Linked DNA regions of Homo sapiens: region 1 is linked to region 2. Evidence: read pairs that join two places in POLR2A ChIA-PET (ENCODE). Cell type or tissue: A673. All regions are shown on one strand. Links, peaks and the distances in the headings refer to the core of each region. The heading gives the core; the rest is flanking DNA.

The links. ChIA-PET counts read pairs that join two places held together with the same protein. Peaks named below come from ENCODE experiments on the same cell type or tissue, not always from the same donor. Only the 100,000 strongest peaks of a DNase experiment are listed, where the experiment ranks them.
Region 1: POLR2A ChIA-PET joins it to region 2 with 5 read pairs; 2 of 35 experiments call an interaction of 5 or more read pairs at or near these places.

The regions. Positions count from the first base shown.
Region 1 is chr17:65,363,538-65,366,887 of GRCh38, reverse strand. No RefSeq gene overlaps it. Among named protein-coding and RNA genes, the nearest start is that of LINC02563, 92 kb to the left of the region's middle. RefSeq lists an enhancer at 3,137-3,350. In A673, for the core only: no CTCF peak of the experiment used is centred there; a DNase peak (open chromatin) is centred at 1,477; H3K4me3 peaks cover 409 bases; H3K27ac peaks cover 1,861 bases.
Region 2 is chr17:64,945,615-64,948,964 of GRCh38, reverse strand. All of the region lies in intron 2 of LOC107985000 (a long non-coding RNA gene), which reads left to right. Among named protein-coding and RNA genes, the nearest start is that of LRRC37A3, 28 kb to the right of the region's middle. In A673, for the core only: no CTCF peak of the experiment used is centred there; a DNase peak (open chromatin) is centred at 1,594.

The DNA.
Region 1 (3,350 bases), core at 488-2,987, 420 kb before region 2:
TTTACGTAAAACTGGCCGATTCCCTCATTTAATTCATAATAATGAAAACTGAACATATGACTGCAATTTTAAATTGTTTTGGGTTTTGTTCACAATGATGCAAACAGGAACGCATAGATTCATAGATACACACAAAAGAAAATCAAGACCATTGTTTAACCCCAAATGGATTTTATGCACAACATAGACCAAAGTGAATTTCAGTGAAAATACTGCTGGAGATTCAAATCTGTCATGGGTGCCCACAGTGGTGATTCCATGACAGGCTTCCTCCACCCACACCAGCGAAGCGTGGGCGTGGGAAATGACTTCATCCTGTGCTTCCATTTTCTGATTGATTTGCATAATGCTTAGGAATTTGTGAAATATTTCCACCGGCGTTGTTTAATTAGATTTTCATAACCTAGTGAGTGAGGAAGAAGGGATGATCTCCAATTATGCAGAATGAAGAAACCGAGGCCCAGGGAGGTTGACAGACTTGTCCTGAGTCACCTTTGCTCCTCTCCCAACTGGGTAGGGTCCAAGAGGGCTGGGTTGCGCCACAGTCGATGGAAACGTGTGCATCTCAGGGTGCATCTTGGGATTATGGTGGTATTTCTCCATGTCCAGGGCTAACCGAGCTTAAAATCACTAAGGAGAAATGGGCACCCACTGAGCGAGGTGGCCATCCATTCCAACATCTCATCACGGCCCTGGCCCCAGCAGCATCTTCCAGAGCGACTCGAGCCCATCCAGGGAGAAACCATTAGCAACACAGTGATGATAATTGCATAGTAGGCAGGAATGAATTTCAGATTCCCACCTTGCTCTGATTTTCAGGCCTCTCTTCTGTGGTGGAAGGTAAATATCCCAAGAAAAACAAACCTTGGCTGCAGCTGTCTTCAGGGATCTGTGTACTTTCAAGATAAGGTGAGTTGCCCCAATCATTTTATGATCCTAATTGTTGGGGAACAGGATATTCGTCCTCAAACACATCACTGTGACCCTCCCAGCTTCCTTCTGTGCTGATTAAGATGAAGCCATTTGCTTATGAAGCCCCCCAGACCTGTGGCTTTGATAGTCATTTTTTTCCTGTCCCTAGAAAACCTAATTTCCAGAGGGTATGCCTCACCACAGCAGGCCTCCACGTGGCTTACACAAATAATGCAAAAATCTCCAACAACCCCTACAAAGAACTTGCTCCTGGTGCATGGGCTGCATTTTATTTTGTTTTGTTTTATTTTATTAAATTTTTTTAAATCTAACTAATAACACTTGAGCTGTTGTTTTCCTTACCCCTGTTCCCCCAACACCTTCAATTGTACATAGAGTAATTTCAAACTGTAAGCTACTCCTGACTTAGCTACTTATTAAAAACACTAATATCCTTGGCTGCTTTGATGTCTATGGAACAACAAAGGAAGAGAGTTACTCTGGGCCACTGTAATCCTTGATTTGTCACTAAGTTATGACACCCAGCAGAGCCGTGTGACAGTGCAAATCAATCATCCCATGTGCTCCGCGGGGCCTTCCGTGCCTCCCGCCGAGCCGCTGCAGTTTAATTAGCTTTTTTCACACTACCACAATGTACATCTGCAGCTTCAGCAAGAGAAAGAGATGGAGGCGAGTTCACCGGGAAGCGGGAGCCTTAAAAAAAGTTCATATCGTGGAAAAAAAAAAGTCTGAAAGAAGAAACATCAGAGACCTTTGTAGTTTTTGCTTCAGAGGCATTAAGACTGAGATACACAGGCCTGGGGTACACCAGATTGTTAAATGTAGACTTTAAAAACAGCTCCACCAAACCCTGTGCGGAGGAGCTATCAGATGGTGTTTAAAGGACCTTTTCTTCTTTTGGGGGCAGTCTGTGTCTTCTGTTTTCCTCCTGCCTCTATACCCCACCTTTGGTTGATTGTGCAGAAATTCTTTGAGCCCAGACCTTCTCGAGTCCACCAAGATGAAGGAGGTGAGACCTTGATTCTGCCCAAGTTTTGCAAAACTTTGGATAAGTTCCTCCTGAAAGGTGGTGTCCTTGAGTGAAAATCATGTTCCTCTGTTCACTTTGCAGTGATAAATAATGGCAGCCAAAGACTAAAGGTAGGAATGAGGCCTCGAAAGTTGGGAGTCATTGACGGGGACAGCAGGGGTGAGAGCAAATCAGGCCTCGGTGTCAGGCACAGAGTGACACTTTTGTCCTGGCCCGGGAGGGAGTTAGACAGATGAGATCAAGCTGACTCTGCCTATGCTGGGGGGTGTTCAGGACACTGTCTGGTTCCTCTGGAAAACCACCTACCAGAGGAGGGGCTGGGAGACAGCCAATCTGCTCTTTTCCCGGCCAGTTTCTGGGCAGCTGTTATGGCTCATGGGCGGGTGAGCTCAGACCCTGATGACAGTGATTTAATGTGGGTTGGAAGTTGGGTTTTCTCCTCCCAGAATTCTCTTTCCCCAGTTAGGGGGAAGGGAGCAGGACGGACCATGGAGGTGCTGAGGGGTCCCCTTGTCACAAGTCATCATCCTCTATTCAGGTGATGGCTTCTGCATCACTTGCAGGGAGGATGCCAAGAACCTATCTCAAAAGCTCTCCCTGGAGCTCTTTCTACCCATTTTGTTTGGGCTTTAGCAACAGCCTGGGCCCGTTTCTTCTGTTTCTGTCCCTCACATGTTGGCACATCTCAGCTGATGGAGGCAGGCTCTGCTGTGTGCAGCTGTTCTGAGACTGCACTGCCAGACACTGGAGGGTCTCCCATGAAGATCCTGGCCCAACCTGCAGAACCTTCAGCCCCATATCAAAAGATGAAAGGGTCAGTACTAAAAAGAAATGAGCTAACAAGCCACAAAAGGATGTGGAAAGAACTGAAATGCATATTGCTAAGTGAAAGAAGCCAATCGGAAAAGGCCATGTACTGTAAAAATCCAACTGTATGACATCTGGAAAAAGGCAAAACTATAGGGGCAATAAAAAGGTGAGTGGTTGCCGGGGTGGTGGGGGAGAGGGAGGAGGGTGAATAGGTGGAGCACAGGGCATTTTTAAGGCAGTAAGACTCTTCTCTATGATATTGTCATGGATACATATCATCGTATGTTTGTCAAAACTCATGAAATATACAACACAAAAAGGAAACCCTCATGGAAGCTATAGACTTTAGTTAACAATAGTGTATCAGTATTGTCTTATCAATTGTACCAAATCTACCACACTAATGAGTTATTAACAAGATGTTAATAATAGGAGAAATTTGGTGGTGGTGTAATATGGAAACTCTGTTATTTTCACTTATTTTTTGTAAATCTAAAACCACTCTAAAGAAGAAAGTCTTGTGCAGGATTTGGATTAAAATGAAAAGAAAAAAAAAGGATAAAGTCTGACTGGACGA
Region 2 (3,350 bases), core at 249-2,748:
CATTTGCCATAAATCATCATTCCAAATTTCATAAATACTAAGCCTTAACGTTGACTATACATGTGTGCTTATCAGCTCATGTAACTCACATTTTTTTTTTTTTTTTTTTTTTTTTTGAGACGGAGTCTCGTTCTGTCGCCCAGGCGGGACTGCTGTGGCGCGATCTCCGCTCACTGCAAGCTCCGCCTTCCGGGTTCACGCCATTCTCCTGCCTCAGCCTCCCGAGTAGCTGGGACTACAGGCGCCCGCCGCTGCGCCCGGCTAATTTTTTGTATTTTTAGTAGAGACGGGGTTTCACCGTGGTCTCGATCTCCTGACCTCGTGATCCGCCCGCCTCGGCCTCCCAAAGTGCTGGGATTACAGGAGTGAGCCACCGCGCCCGGCCAACTCACATTATTTTTTAAAATTCCACTTATGAGAGTGAGGGCTAGTTCAATTCTCTACATGGCAGGGGGTTAGAGATAGAGTTAAACTGACAATCACCTGTTTCTACGTCACATTCATATTTGAAAATGTGTCATGAACTAATAATGTATAGCATAGTAATTTTACAGTTCAGTAACTTCAGTTACCATTTTGGACAGATAACAAGAGATCCAATCTGACTAGCAGAGAATAGTGTAAGACATTTAAAATAGTTAGCAGTTTAAATCAGAGGTAGACAGATTATTTTCCAATGTAAAGTACATATTTCTCCATTTGCATAACACTCACCAGTGGGTAGAATTTATGAAGAATAGAATTTGGTTCATGGAAAGAAAAGCAGGCAGGAGCTAAATCAGATATAACTTTCTTCATGTTTAATAATTGAACTTTAATCCTATTTTGAGACTCAATTCTGATAGAAGTTGGAAAATTAATCTGTCAAACTGTGTATGTCCTAGATAGAAGTCACTTGTCAGGTATGCATATAGTACAAATAATTTTTTTTCTGTCTCTGGCTCTTTATTTTTTTGATATTTATTTATTTATTTATTTAGAGACAGAGTCTTACTCTGTCGCCAGGCTGGAGTGCAGTGGCACGATCTCGGCTTACTGTGACCTCCACCTCCTGGGTTCAAGCAATTCTCCTACCTCAGCCTCCCGAGTAGCTGGGACTACAGGCACGCGCCACCACGCCCAGCTAATTTTTTTTTCTTGTCTTTTTAGTAGAGACGGGGTTTCGTCATGTTGGCCAGGATGGTCTTGGTCTCCTGACCTCATGATCTGCCCGCCTCAGCCTCCCAAAGTGCTGGGATTACAGGTGTGAGCCACTGTGCCCGGCCACCTTTTTATTTTTTTTTCATGTATTTTGATAAGCAAAAGTTTTCAATGTTAATAAAATCAATTTATCGTTTTAAAACACATTTTGTAGGTGTTGTGCCTTCTTTAGGAAACATTTGCATTTTCCAAAGTCACAAGTAATTTCTTCAATGTGTTCTTCTAGAATACATACAGTTATTTAGCCCTCTGTTAAGGTTTATTATCCACTCAGTTAATTTTTGCATTTCATGGAAGGTTGGTTTATTTTTTTTAATATATGGAAATACAGTTCAGCACCATGTGGCAACTCTTTCTTTTACCCATAGATTTGCTTGGCATCTTATCAAAAATAAATTAAACACATATGTGTGTATGTCTAGTTCTGTAATCTCTATTCTATGCTATTGGTCTGTTTTTCTTTCCTTGGCCAATACCAGTGTCTCTTGATAGTGTATATTTATATTAAAACTTGAGGTTCTATGAAACAAATCCTCCAGTTTCTTAGTCTTTATCAAAATTGTTCTGACTATTCTAGATCCTTTGCATATACATATAAATCTTAGAATTCACCTGTCAATTTATTTTAAAAATTCTACCAGAATTTTAATTCAGCCTCTTTTGATATTTGCCAAATATTTGCCAAGGAGTTATTTGCCAAAATATCTCTATCCCTTCCTTCTACAGTTACACATATGGTAGACTCAGAATTCTCCTACTGGTCACTGAGGCTCTGTTCATTTTAGTTCAACCATTTGTGGTCCTCTCACTATTCTTCAGATTAGATAATTTCTTTGGATAAGTTTTTGAGTTTACTCATGCATTCTATTTCTGCCTGGTTTTGTTCGTTCTTAAAGGACTTTGTGCAGATTTCTGTGTGTTTTTATACAGAACTTTTGTAGTTTTCAGTGAGAGAGTTCATCTGAAAAAAAGCTACACCACCGACACAGAACAGCAAATGTCAATGTGGCTTTCTCTCTCTTTCTGTTTAATTTTCAGAACTTTTCTGTGTTTCCAGTGAAACAAGCAACTCTTCAGTGATTCTAAACAGGGCCCTTTCAAGTAGAAACAGTAATTTGGGACATTTAACTAAAATCAATTATGTATAATTAGGCATAAAGATCAATTTCTTGTAAAGTGGTCCTGACTTCACTATAATTTGGTAATTGTTTAAAAATGAAATTCACTAATATAAATGAGGAAACCAGTAAATGGAACACTGTCAAGAGGATGAATTTAAGGGGAAAGAGAATTGAGTAGCATTTTTCATGTGTTTTTCTTAAGATGAAATGAACCAATTAATGTAAAATACTTGGTAAGCATTTAATTAATTTTAGCTTTGGGTACTTTTGCTATTGTTTGGCATAACAACTTCTCATTTAATTTTATTTCCACCATTTTGTGAATACAGTCAAATCCGGTATCCTTTTTATGGCATTCAGGTGTTTATGTAATTGATGTCTATCTACTTTTATAAGCATTTTTCAATATTTTCTTAACCAATCATTTGCTCTAATCAACTAGTGTTAGTGAGTGTATTATGAACAGGCCATATACATTCATATTTTCTCTGCCATCACTCATATATTATATCTTCTCTAGAATAAAGTCTCTCTTCTTTTCCTTCACTTCTGCAAAAATCCCCTTCCTTTACTTCTCCTACTGATTTGCAAAGTTCTTGACAGCAAAGCCTGTGATTGATTCAAATTTACAGCCCTATTTTACAGCATATATAAGGTATTGAATAAATGTTTGATAATGAGAAGAGTACAAGATGTGGGGATGTTCTTAATCTTAAAAGAAGTTCAAAGTATTATCATTCTCTTCTGACAGACATATTTGAAAATAAGTGCTACACAATTTTTTAGTCTGAAATCACAGAGTTATATTTGAGTATTGTACACTCTGGTTTTCTTTTTCTTTTTTTTTTTTTTTTGAGACAGAGTCTCACTCTGTTGCCCATGCTGGAGTGCAGTGGCACGATCTTGACTCACTGCAAACTTCGCCTCCTGGGTTCAAGTGATTCTCCTGCTTCAGCCTCCAGAGTAGCTGGGACTACAGGCGCATGCCACCATGCCCAGCTAATGTTTTGTATTTTTAGTAGAGATGGG